Regions from separate parts of the Homo sapiens genome. Here regions 1 and 3 are each linked to region 2. The links are chromatin contacts, found by Hi-C or POLR2A ChIA-PET in ENCODE. All regions are on one chromosome and are shown on one strand. The core of a region is the stretch at or near the end of the contact, and the rest is flanking DNA. Distances in the headings are between cores, read along the strand shown. Region 1 holds the start of CD28 (CD28 molecule). Region 2 overlaps FAM117B (family with sequence similarity 117 member B). Region 3 has its middle 17 kb from the start of CD28.

Region 1 (4,190 bases), core at 474-2,973, 1.0 Mb before region 2:
TTTAAAATAAATGTTAAAGATTCTTGTAGAATATATTTGGTAGCTGTAAACGCTTGGTACCAGATCTCATTGCCAACTCATGTCTTTCATTATATCAACACGTTTTATAAATATACACAATTTGTGCTCACTGGTACGTCAGACCATAAAATAAACGGGTATATATGCAACTACTGTACCTCTGCAGATTGGGAAATTATACTCTTTGGGCTATGTACACTTAATGTTTAAGAATAACAACAAATAATGCAGTCTCTGTACTGCCAAAATAAGAAAGAAAATTGAGGATACTGGCTTTTCAATGTATCTTTCAGGGAAAAATAACTGTCCTTATTTAAGCATGACTGTTGACCCCTATCAGTCCAGTTTTTGAACCAAGCGGGGGCCTTTTTCTAACTCTGAGAACACGTTGAATGAGCATCTTACTCCAGCCCACCCAAGTAACAAATTCTTTCTGTTAGGAATTGTGCTTGTGATTTTCCGAAGTTAATTTAACCCTGGATTTACCTGAGTCCATGAAATTACAAATCACACCATGTTAGATGGAATAGCATAATAATCAACAACACCGGCACTGGAGTCAGACTAAGGTGGTTCAGACCCTGCCTCCTATAGCTGCCACCTGTACATCCTTGGGCAAATCCCTTAATGTGCCTACCCCTCAGTCTCTTCATCTGAAATGAAGTTAACTGTAATACCTACCTTCTAGTTACGAGAACTGTGTGCTGCTCAAAGTGCTAGATGTATTATCCTCCTCATCATCGTCATTGGGAACTTAAAGAATTTTAATCTAAGAAAATACATTTTGGCCGATTGTAAAAGAAAACTAATTTATTAATATTGGTGTTGTAGCAGCTTCTGTGGTGACTCCAGAATTCATGTTGGAACTCATTCAATTCAGGTAGATAGAGTAATTACAGTTCACATTTATCTTGAAGCCTGACTGAGCTAAGCCCTTCGCATGGATTATTTCATTTTACCTCACAATGACCTTGAGGTGAGGTTTATTATTATTCCCACTTTACAGTTAAGGAAACTGAGGTTTGGAGAGTTTAAATAATAGCTAAGCCTAAGCTTACCTAGTGAGAATTGGACCTGTGTTAGGAACATAGGCAACCTAAATTCAGAGCTTCCAGAGCCAATCTACTTACAGCAGCTTTCTTAAATTAAAAAAAAAAAGAAAGAAAGAAAGAAACGATACATAAATTAAAAATTATTGGCCGGGCATGGTAGCTCATGCCTGTAACCCTAGCACTTTGGGAGGCAGAGGCAGGTGGATTGCTTGAGCTCAGAAGTTTGAGACCAGCCTGGGCAACATAGTGAAACCCCATCTCAATTTAAAATAATAATAATAATAATAAATTCTTGGGACACTATCAACTAATAGCTAGAGAAACTAATAGCTTAGAAAATTTATTTCCAAGGGACTTTTGTTAAGATACTATATTGTAGTCTGAGAATCAATGATTTTCAAAATAACACATTGCCCTATTACAGCAAAACTACACTTCAAATGTTCAAATTTCACACATTGTTAGAAATTTAAAATAAACTAAGCCAATTGGAAGACCTCAAAAAATATTTACAGAAAGAAAGACATTAACATTGTTTACCTGTTACTTGAATTGAAGGGAATAAGTTGAGAGCCAAGAGCAGCCTGAGCATCTTTGTCCTGACGATGGGCTAGGGTTCCAGCCCCTCCTCCCCGAGGAACCCGAAGTGTGAGGGGAACTGAAAGACGCACCTGCCAAGGCCTGAGAGTCTCCGTCATCCACGGCCACCACCACCGCCACCATCCCCTTAGGGCACATGATCAAGGCACTCAAACCACAAGGCATCCTGACTGCAGCATTTCACACAGGATATAACGTTGTTTTGATGACTTTAGACTTTTACTTCTATTTTTAAAGACTTTTTTTTTGTCACTGAAAAATAGTCGGTCACTACATGATGGGCTTATGGGAATTATTCTTTATTGATGGATATCAAGAGTTGTGTAAAAGGGGTGCTTGAAATCCAGCAGAGATTAAAGGGGAGACAAAGTGTTCTTAAGAAGGAACAGGCCGGGTGCAGTGGCTCACGCCTGTAATGCCAGCAATTTGGGAGGCCAAAGTGGGTGGATCATTTGAGGCCAGGAGGTCAAGACGAGCCTGGCCAACATGGTGAAACCCCGTCTCCATTGAAAATACAAAAAATTAGCCAGGCATCATGGTGGGTACCTGTAATCCCAGCTACTAGGGAGGCTAAGGCAGGAGAATCGCTTGAACCCAGGAGGTGGAGGCTGCTATGAGCCGAGATCATGCCACTGCACTCCAGCCAGGGCAACAGAATGAGAAAAGAAAGACAGAAAGAAAGAGAGAAAGAAAAGAAAAGAAAAGAAAAGAAAAGAAGGAAAGAAGGAAGGAAGGGGAGAGAGAAAAAAGAAAGGAAGAAAGAAAGAGAGAGAAAGAGAAAGAAAGAAAGAAAGAAAAGAAAGAAAGAAAGAGAAAGAAAGAAAGAAAGAAAGAAAGAAAGAAAGAAAGAAAGAAAGAAAGAAAGAAAGATGGAAAGAAAGAAAGAGGGAGGGAGGGAAGGAAGGAAGGGGGAGAGAGAGAAAGAAAGAATAAAGTCTCTAGCAGAGGAGAGATTTTCATAGGATGGGGACAGGTTGTGTCAAAAAGATAATGGTAAGAATTCTACTGAGGAATTGGGAAACATCTGCATAAACGTTTAAAGGAGTTACAAATATTAGAAATGTAACATTTGTGTAGGACATAAGGTAGCCCTCTGGAGCATTTAGCACACAGTGCTTGATTTATGTCAAGCCTCCTCCAACTCACTTCTAGGAACTTTGCAAAACCCATTCTACGTGCAAGCAGCCAGCCAGCTGAGTATCTGGGGGAGGTTCCCTAAGCAAAGGGAAAGTCAAAACAACATTCTATGTTCTTAGTGGGACAGTAAGGCAACCAAAAGCCCCTTGGTGTCTCATGCTCTCTATGTCCCTCAAGGTTAAGTAATAGGGCACAAAAGGAGGCTCCGTGGCAGGATTTCTGAGATTCATAACCACCACCCGACTGCACCCTTCTTCAACTCCCAGGCCCTTTGCAGAGAGGGTTATTCCACCAGCACGGCCAACTGCTCTCTTCTTCCGGCACCTACGTCAGTATCTTGTACTCAATGACTTCTTCAAAACTTTTCCAGTAATTTTTTTCTTCTTTTTGATAATCTAAGCTTTGTGCAATTACTCTAGTTGGGGGTTTTGTGTATGTGGGTTGTTTTAAAAGATAACTTGTATTGCTTTTTATTCTGACTATAAAAGTAAGGCATATTTCATTGAGAATGTTTAGAAAAATTATAAGCATTAAAACAAGATTCATCCACATTCTTACCACCCTAATATAAACACTGCTAATATTCTGGTCCACTGCCTTCCACCTGTTGGTCTGTTAAGATTTTTACATGTTTAATATCATGTTTTACTTATAGTTTTCATCAGATATGTACTATTATTTGTTATATCTTGAACATTTTCCCATGTCATTTAAGTATCTTTATAAACATTATTTGTAATTGATGCATAATATTCCATTCTCTAATTATATCATAAATTGTTTAACAAACCCCTAGTGTTGTTACCTTTTTTTCTTCGCTATTTTAAAATGCTACAGTCAAACTCTTTGATGACCTAGCTGTAAGAGGAGGCAGGCTTCATGTCCCTCCCTCCTGATCTGATAAATGACAGATCAAAAGTATTTCCTGTCCTGGTAGACCTTCTTTGTTCACACTTCAATTTTCCCACAAACACAGTCTTTGTGAACCCCTCTTACTAACACATCTTTTGGTCCTTTGGAGAAATTTGTCCTTGGAAATGATTCACTCACACTTCTGAACTATAGGTAAGTGACAAAGCTATGCCCTGAGTCCTGGAGAAGATTCACTTCTAGAATTTGACACAGTCTTCCTGGCTCTGATCCTCTATCCAGTTAGGGGAACCCATGCCTTCCCCAGGGCCTGAAGTCTATCTGGGGGAAAATTTACAGATGGCAAGGTGACCTTTCCTAAAAGGTCATCCATATTCTAGAGCCACCAGCCTACCCAGATCTTAAAACAAGAGGCTCTGAGACTCATTATACATACTGAGAATATACACAGAAGAAACAAAGATACCCAGTAGTTTTCCATGATCAACAACAAAAGGCTAAGGAGTGAGT
Region 2 (3,966 bases), core at 245-2,744:
TGCCTAAGCAAACTCCTGGCCTCAAGCAATCTTCCCATCTGGGCCTCCCAAAGTGCTAGAATTACAGGCATGAGCCACCATGCCTGGGAACAGTGATTTTACTTCTAATACTACTCTACTACTATCCTCACTATTATCACCCTATAACCTCAATCCACTACTCTTTTCTGTGGTTCAGCCATGCTAGCTGTCCACTTCACTACTTATCAATTATCTCCTCATCTGTCAATATCCCAAAGGCCTCCAAAGACTGAAACCTAGCAGAAAAAAATATAGCCAGCATACTACTTCAACTTGAGTAGAAATAGGTAATTTAACTTAGGTTATCTAGTTTAGTTTAGATCCCTACACTATCTAGTGGGGCCAAATGGCTAAGGTTTATCTTGAGATTGGTCTAAAACATAACACCAGTACCATTCAGGAATACCTTGACACAGTTATTCCTCTCTACATAATTATCACCTTCATTGTAATAATTGGATTCAAGAACAGAGCAATATTATTTCTATGGAAAAAGAGACAGCACATGCGCGCGCACGCACACACAAACACAGACACACACACACAGACACACAGACACACATACACAAAGCTTTTTTTCTTTAAGCTGCCTCAAAAAGAAATACTTAGGCCGGGCGTGGTGGCTCATGCTAATAATCCCACCACTTTGGGAGGCCGAGGCGGGTGGATCACTTGAGGTCAGGTGTTCGAGACCAGCCTAGCCAACATGGTGAAACCCCGTCTCTATTAAAAATATGATAATTAGCCAGGTATGGTGGCACGTGCCTGTAGTCTCAGCTACTCGGAAGGGTGAGGCAGGAGAACTGCTTGAACCCAGGAGGCGGAGGTTGCAGTGAGCCAAGATCGCACCACTGCACTCCAGCCTGGGCGACAAAGCAAGACTCCATCTCAAAAAAAAGAAAAATTTACTAAAGTAACTCAAATAGAGGCCTGGAGCAAGTCCCAGTTTTTACGACATTTTTACTCTATTTTTAAACTCTTTAAAAATCATTTCACTTTATTTTAAATCACTGCTACAACACAGATTTTCGATCTGCATTTTTATTATAGAAATGAAACATACTGGCCGGGCGTGGTGGCTCACACCTGTACTCCCAGCACTTTGGGAGGCCGAGGCAGGTGGATCACGAGGTCAGGAGATCGAGACCATCCTGGCTAACACGGTGAAACCCTATCTCTACTAAAACTACAAAAAATTAGCTGTCCCAGCTACTCAGCGGGCTGAGGCAGGAGAATCACTTGAACCCGGGAGGCAGAGGTTGCAGTGAGCCAAGATCGCGCCACTGCACTCTGGCCTGGGCAGCAGAGCGAGACTCTGTCTCAAAAAAAAAAAAAAAAAAGAAATGAAACGAAACATGTTATTTCAAAATAGTCAAAAACCAGAAGTGAATACAGTAGAAAGTGAAAGTTGTCTGTAACATACCCCCACATCCCACCCACCAGTGAAAACCCAGCTAGCAGTGTCAAAATATAAACATACATAGTACATGCTCAGATACAATTTAAAAAAAAATGTGGCTGGCTGAACTTCTCTGACTCTTCAAGCCTTCTGTCTGCCATCCTCACCTAGAATTATGACTGTACATATGGTACATATGTGTGTGCGTTTGTGAACGTGTAACACCAATAAACATTTTACCAAAGTATTTTTCCAATGCAAACTTCAATGAGTCAACATTTTTTAAATTAGTTTTCTGAAAACCATAGGTAAACTGTTTCTATTTTTTTTCAATTTTCATGTTTATTTTGCTAACATAACTTCCGTTTCAATTGTTTTTAATGTAAAGTTTATAATAAAGACCCAATCTGCTTTTGACTATATCAGATTTTCTCAACAAAGTCTCTATCATCAAAAGGTTTGCTTTGTAACAATACCATTCCCAATTTAAGCAAACTATGCAGACACAAATTGCAGAATGAATGTTTTCTTCTGTCAAATTTTAGTCATAACAAATGTTGCCATAATACATATTTATAGCTATTTGTTTGTGTTTGTAATATTTATATCAATAAGTCACTACCAGTGAGTAGGATGAATGGTTTGTATTAGTTTCTTAGCTGACTACAGTAGGCAGAATTTTAAAATGGTCTCCCAAGATTTCCTGTCCTGCCAGTTTCCATGGCTCACGCCTGTAATCCCAGCACTTTGGGAGGCCAAGGCAGGCAGAACACCCGAGGTCAGGAGTTCGAGACCGGCCTGGTCAACATGGTGAAACCCTGTCTCTACTAAAAATACAAAAATTAGCCAGGCATGGTGGCATGCACCTGTAGTCCCAGCTACTCAGGAGGCTGAGGCAGGAGAATTGCTTGAATCTGGGAGGCAGAAGTTGCAGTGAGCCGAGATTGCACCACTGCACTCCAGCCTGGGTGATAGAGTGAGACTCTGTCTCAACAACAACAACAAAAAGAGGATTTCCTGTCCTAATCCCCAGGACTGAAAACACAACGAGATATCACATCCACGATTACATCATGTGCCAAGAGAGATTCTGTAGATGAAATTAAGGTTGCTAATCAGTTAGTAGTGAGTTATTAATGGGGAGATTATCCAGGAGGGCCCAATCTAATCACAAGTGCCCTTTAAAAATAGAAAGTTTTCTTTGGCTGGCTGCAGAAGAGCAAGTAAAAAAGATTCTATATGAGAGATATTCCACTGCTGGCTTTGAAAATTGAGAGGGTTGGCCAACTATAACCCCAGCACTTTGGGAGGCTGAGGTGGGAGGATCACTTGAGCCCAGGAGGCAGAGGTTGCAGTAAGCTTAGATCACACCACTGCACTCCAGCTGGGCAGCATACGAAACTCTGTCTCAAAAAAAAAAAAAGAAAAAAGAAAATTGAGAGGGTCATGTGGAAAAGATATGAGAGCCGCCTCAGAGCTGAGAGTGACCCCTAAAGCTAACAGTCCACGACAATGCAGTCATCTCAGTCCTATCACCTCAAGGAACTGGATTCTGTCAACTCCATGAATGAGTTTGGAAGCACCTTCTTCCCCACCAAAGTCTCCAGATAAAAGCCAAACCCAGCTTGATCTTGATATTGGCTTTTGAGACCCTGAGCAGAAAACACAGTGGAGCCTCCTCCCCGCCCCAACTTTCAACCTACAGAACTGTGAAATAATAAACGGATATTGTTTTAAGCTGCTATATTTGGGGCAATCTATCACATATCAATAGAAAACTAATACACTGACCCACAGAGAAACCCGTAATTCCTTCAGACTGACTTCTTATAAGCGAGGCCAAAACTACTACGGTAAGGCAAATGAGGCACGTGTTCTGAGGGCAAAATAACTTACTAGATAGATAAATTACTCAAGGTAAGTCATGCATGATAACGAACTATCAAAATTTTAAACAGGACTCAATCATGTACTTGCATGACTCTTAATCTTTGCCCTGTTGGACCCTATCTTTAAAATTTTCATAATTAGTTCTTTGAATTGTGTTAAATTAATTTTTATTTTGAAGCATTTTATTTAAATATTATTTATCTCAATTACCAAGCTTTCTGGCAGACACCAAAAACATGTATCCAGGGCCAATGCCTCAGTTGTCTCATTCTCGTCTTGTGCCAATTCTAAGACTAATCTAAGCCTTCTACCTAGCACTATTAGCCACACAAATCACTGAGCAGTTCTCAGACATTCCAGGCTATTCTACTATGTTGCCAAGCTAATTCTTTCAAATATTTTTATCATTTTTCCTACCATATACACAAATGGCAGTGAAAAGAACAGCTTAAAACCTCTGGAGTCAATATATTCTTTCAGTTAAATATAACTTCAGAAAAGATATCTAATTAAATGTACTCAAATCATCAGGAGCTAATGACACTCACCCTTAAAGAGGGATATCATGGGATAATTAGTTATTATTTGTGAAAATGCACAGAAGTATATAAATGAACTGGAATGTATTATTTGCATATAAAAATAGTTTTCTAGAT
Region 3 (3,902 bases), core at 1,057-3,556, 1.0 Mb before region 2:
GCAGAAAAAAATGAGAGTAGGAAGGCCTATAATGGCCTTGAAACTGCACTTGCTTACCTAAAAACCTGTGTTCAGTGACTATGACACAGCAGGTGTTGCTCTACACCATGATGCCAGGAGAGACTAAGGCAGTAAGAAGGCCCTAATTTGCCTGAAGAGGCTTCTCTGGCCAGAGGTGCTGAGTTGGAGGATAACGAAAACTGGCCAGATCAGCATGGCGAAGAGAGGGCCTTCCCTTCCAAGTAAAGTATACACTACTTGGAAAAGTTTTAAAGTGCATGGCTTGCTAAGGGAACCAACCACAAGGAGCTCAGTGTGGCTGGAACAGAAAGGACACTGAGGAAGGGCCCAGGAGGTGACAGGTAGTTGAGGCCAGTGACAAAGGACCTTTTATGCCTTGCTAAGCAGTTTGCTCTTCGTACTGAGAGCAATGAGGAACCCTCACGATATGGGTCAGCACACAGGTCTGGGTTGCCAGGACAGATCTAAGAGGCAGCAGCATATGAAAGCCAGGATTTCAAATAGGTTGAATCTCTTACAGCAGCTCCAACAGATTGAAATCAGCTGTCTGACTCACTGTGTTGAACAGGACTTCTGAAACTTCATATCAGTTCAATGGGAGCATAGGAAGGGGAGGAGGCGCATAGGAGATGGTACTCCTGGGACTCCCAGGTCAGGGTGAGAATAAAGCCATGAACCCAGATCAGATTGCAGGCAGCTCTTCCCCACCTGTCCCTTAAATCTTGGCATTTTTCCATTGTTGGAGTTCGAGGTGGCTAATAAATTACTCCTTCCTACTTGCTAATTCAGTTCTAAATCCTATAAGACAGACCAAGAAAGACAAAGGAGTCAGGCAGACAGAGAGGAAAATATCGCTGATAGAGGGCTACCCGAGAACGTGGCTGAGCCGTGCAGTCACAACAAGCACCCCAGAATTATTAGGCAGACCTACCCACCCATCACAGTTCTTGCCCAGAAACCACAGGTCCCACCTCCAGGGAGAGAGTCTTTACCACTAAGCTACCACATGGCCCAGAGCAGGACACTTGCTTTCTGCAGGGAGGCAGGTCCCCAAGGTGGGAGCAGGTGGCAGCAGGAGGCAGAGGGAGAAAGACTGAAGACATAAGCAGTAGAGGATAATTTGCAGGAGAAAAAAACGAGGCAATGAGAAATGGCCCTAGGACGCCAGATAATACTTTAGCATTCATTAAACAGGAGCAAGCTTCCTTTGAGACTATCACACTTGTCTAGGAAAACAGAAGTTATAGCAGTTATACATTAACTAGCGTTGATCAGGCACTTTTCAATTCACACATGTTATCTCACAGAACTACTGTATAGGAGTAATTATTATTATTCCATTTGATAGATGGAAAGATCTAGTAAGTAGCAGAAAAGGATTCAAACACAATCCTTCCAGTCTAAGATTGTAATCTTGGAAAAGCTGATGGATTCTTTGACTCTGGCTTCTTGCTCTTTGCGATTAAACCATCACTTCAGAATGAGCTTCCGCCAGACTGTGTGAATGAGTGAAAGGGGCATTATCAGAAACCATCGTTCGGTTTGTGTGGTGGAGGGTGGGAAGTGGAGGATGGGGGTGAGTGAATGGCCTCATTTGCCACCAGTGTATGTGTTCCCTTTTCTCTGCCACTTTGCCAACATCTGTTATTTTTTGACTTGTTAATAATAGCCATTTTGACTGATGTGAGATGGCATCTCATAGTGGTTTGATTTGCATTTCTCTGATGATTAGGGATGTTGAGGATTTTTTATATGCTTGTTTGCTGCATGTACGTCTTCTTTTGAGAAGTCTCTGTCCTTTGCCCAATTTGTAATGGGGTTGTTTCTTTTTTGCTTGTTGAATTATTTAAGTTCCTTATAGATTCTGGGCATTAGACCTTTGTCAGATGCAGTTTCTGAGTTTTTCTAGTTTTAAATTGTCTTGTGATACTAAGAAGAATTTTTATTTGATTAACTGGAGACAGACCCTGCTTGCAAGTTCAATTTCTAAAATACCTGAAGAAATGAACAAACATTTCTTCTTCCCTCTCTCTTTCCTCCCTTCAAGCTGCAGAAATAGAAGCATTTTAATTTCAGCAGAAGGGAGTGAAGGTGGAGTGTTTACTCTGGGTCCACCCTCAGACATTTGGGAAACAAGGCTAACTTCTCAGGGCTTGCTGGTGATGCTGTGTCTCTATTGAGAAATTCGGACTTCCTAAAAATAGCAACCATAAGGTGCTGAGCAATGAGGGGTGGCAGACAGGCTAGTGATTTGCATTCCGCTTGCAGATGTTGTCCCAGAGGACTCTGAGGCTACCGCCCAAGGGAATAGGGAGGGCTCTGGCTGGCTGAATGGACTTTCTCCAGGTCCTAGAGGTCAGAGTTTCGAGAAAATTATGTCCATTCTTTTCCCAGATCTCTACTTAGGGAAGGTTTATGGAAATGCACAATATGTACCCAAGATTGTGGGTTTGTTCTCGCAGATCTCTCTCTAAGCTCTCTAGATCTATTACTGTCTTTTTATTTCTCAGAAATTCAGTCTACAAGCTGGACAAAGTTATGTATGTGTTTCTGTGCAAGCATGAGGTTAAGTACTTATTGCCTTTTCCCTTTTTCTACTCAGTCAGTATGCAAAAAAAGTCTCATATGAAAGTGGATATGCGGGCATTTTGTCCCCAACATTCCTCTTACATCCACCTGGCAAGACTATGTCCAATAAGTCTGACAGCTCTTAACCTTTTTTGTGTCAGGGACCCCTTTGGTGGTCTGGAAGCCTAAAGACCCCTTCTCACAATCATGTTTTGAAATGCATAAAATAAAATACATTGGATTGCAAAGAAAACTGAAAGTTTTGAAATGTAGTTTTCAAATATTTTTTTAAAAACAAATGTTCATGATATAGTAATAAATATGCTTCATTAACATATTAAATCTAGCTATGGTATGATAACTACCATAATTTTTTTTTTTTGAGACAGAGTCTCGCTCTGTTGCCCAGGCTGGAGTACAGTGGCACAATCTCGGCTCACTGCAAGCTCCACCACCCAGGTTCATGCCATTCTCCTGCCTCAGCCTCCCAAGTAGCTGGGACAACAGGCCCCGCCACCACGCCGAGCTAATTTTTTGTATTTTTAGTAGAGACGGGGTATCACCATAGCCAGGATGGTCTCAATCTCCTGACCTCATGAGCCACCCGCCTCGGCCTCCCAAAGTGCTGGGATTACAGACGTGAGCCACCGCATCCAGCCGATAACTACCATAATTTTGAAGTAGTGGTAAGCATAAGTAATATTTTGAGATACTTGGAACAACTATAATGTGACATGAAAATATCTGTGATTCTATTGATGACAAAGTGACAAGTACTGCAAAAAATACTGTGGTTTGTTACTTAAATATATCATTGAAATGTTAAATTTCAGTTGGAGAGGATAATGAAAAGGAAGGTATAATTTTTTTCTCAACCAAGTTTACATTGGACACCTAGTTAAGAACCCCTGAATACATTAGTATATCCGGTTCCCATCAGCATCTCATCTACCCACACATGGATGGCACACACACATACACACTCACAAACACACACACGCACACTACTGCATTCCCTATGGTCTCAATACTGGAATCTGGCAGCATTTTAATGACAACCATAAAGGACACTTCCCAGATGGTTTATGCAGTGAAAGATCAAGGAGCAGAAAGGGCAAATAACATTGTAGACCTCAGTAGCAGAATTCTCTGTAGCCTCCAGTTCCAAATACTAGTTGGGTGTGGATGGCCGCTCCCAACCATGGTTTTCTCCTTTCCTCATGATACCTGGACCAGAATGATAAGCTCTGCAGTTTCACATGTACTTGTTTTACTCCCACATTTTAGATAAAGTCCAACATTCCATTCTACTT

The links. Hi-C counts contacts between places; a loop is a spot of excess contacts on that map. ChIA-PET counts read pairs that join two places held with the same protein, here RNA polymerase II (POLR2A). Pooled maps may share reads with other maps.
Region 1: a loop to region 2 is called in a pooled map, with 2.7 times the contacts of the local background. The contact joins the promoter of CD28 here to the enhancer-like site in region 2. A Hi-C loop is called at or near these places in 1 of 50 pooled maps. POLR2A ChIA-PET finds 5 or more read pairs at or near these places in 2 of 52 experiments (OCI-LY7 and activated naive CD4-positive, alpha-beta T cell).
Region 3: a loop to region 2 is called in a pooled map, with 2.5 times the contacts of the local background. The contact joins two enhancer-like sites. A Hi-C loop is called at or near these places in 1 of 37 single-sample maps with no recorded cell type and 1 of 50 pooled maps. POLR2A ChIA-PET finds 5 or more read pairs at or near these places in 1 of 52 experiments (activated naive CD4-positive, alpha-beta T cell).

The regions. Positions count from the first base shown.
Region 1 is chr2:203,704,172-203,708,361 of GRCh38, reverse strand. CD28 (CD28 molecule) reads right to left here and starts at 1,723. Exons shown (of 4, transcript NM_006139.4): 1 at 1,614-1,723. The coding sequence starts at 1,665. RefSeq lists an enhancer at 1,694-1,843.
Region 2 is chr2:202,664,064-202,668,029 of GRCh38, reverse strand. All of the region lies in intron 1 of FAM117B (family with sequence similarity 117 member B), which reads right to left. Among named protein-coding and RNA genes, the nearest start is that of FAM117B, 31 kb to the right of the region's middle. RefSeq lists an enhancer at 1,522-1,601. Within about 2 kb of position 1,494, at least 5 of the 41 ENCODE cell types and tissues checked have a DNase peak (open chromatin) inside an H3K27ac peak, as active enhancers do; they include OCI-LY7, where a contact is called at or near this core.
Region 3 is chr2:203,687,360-203,691,261 of GRCh38, reverse strand. No RefSeq gene overlaps it. Among named protein-coding and RNA genes, the nearest start is that of CD28, 17 kb to the left of the region's middle. Within about 2 kb of position 2,306, at least 10 of the 41 ENCODE cell types and tissues checked have a DNase peak (open chromatin) inside an H3K27ac peak, as active enhancers do.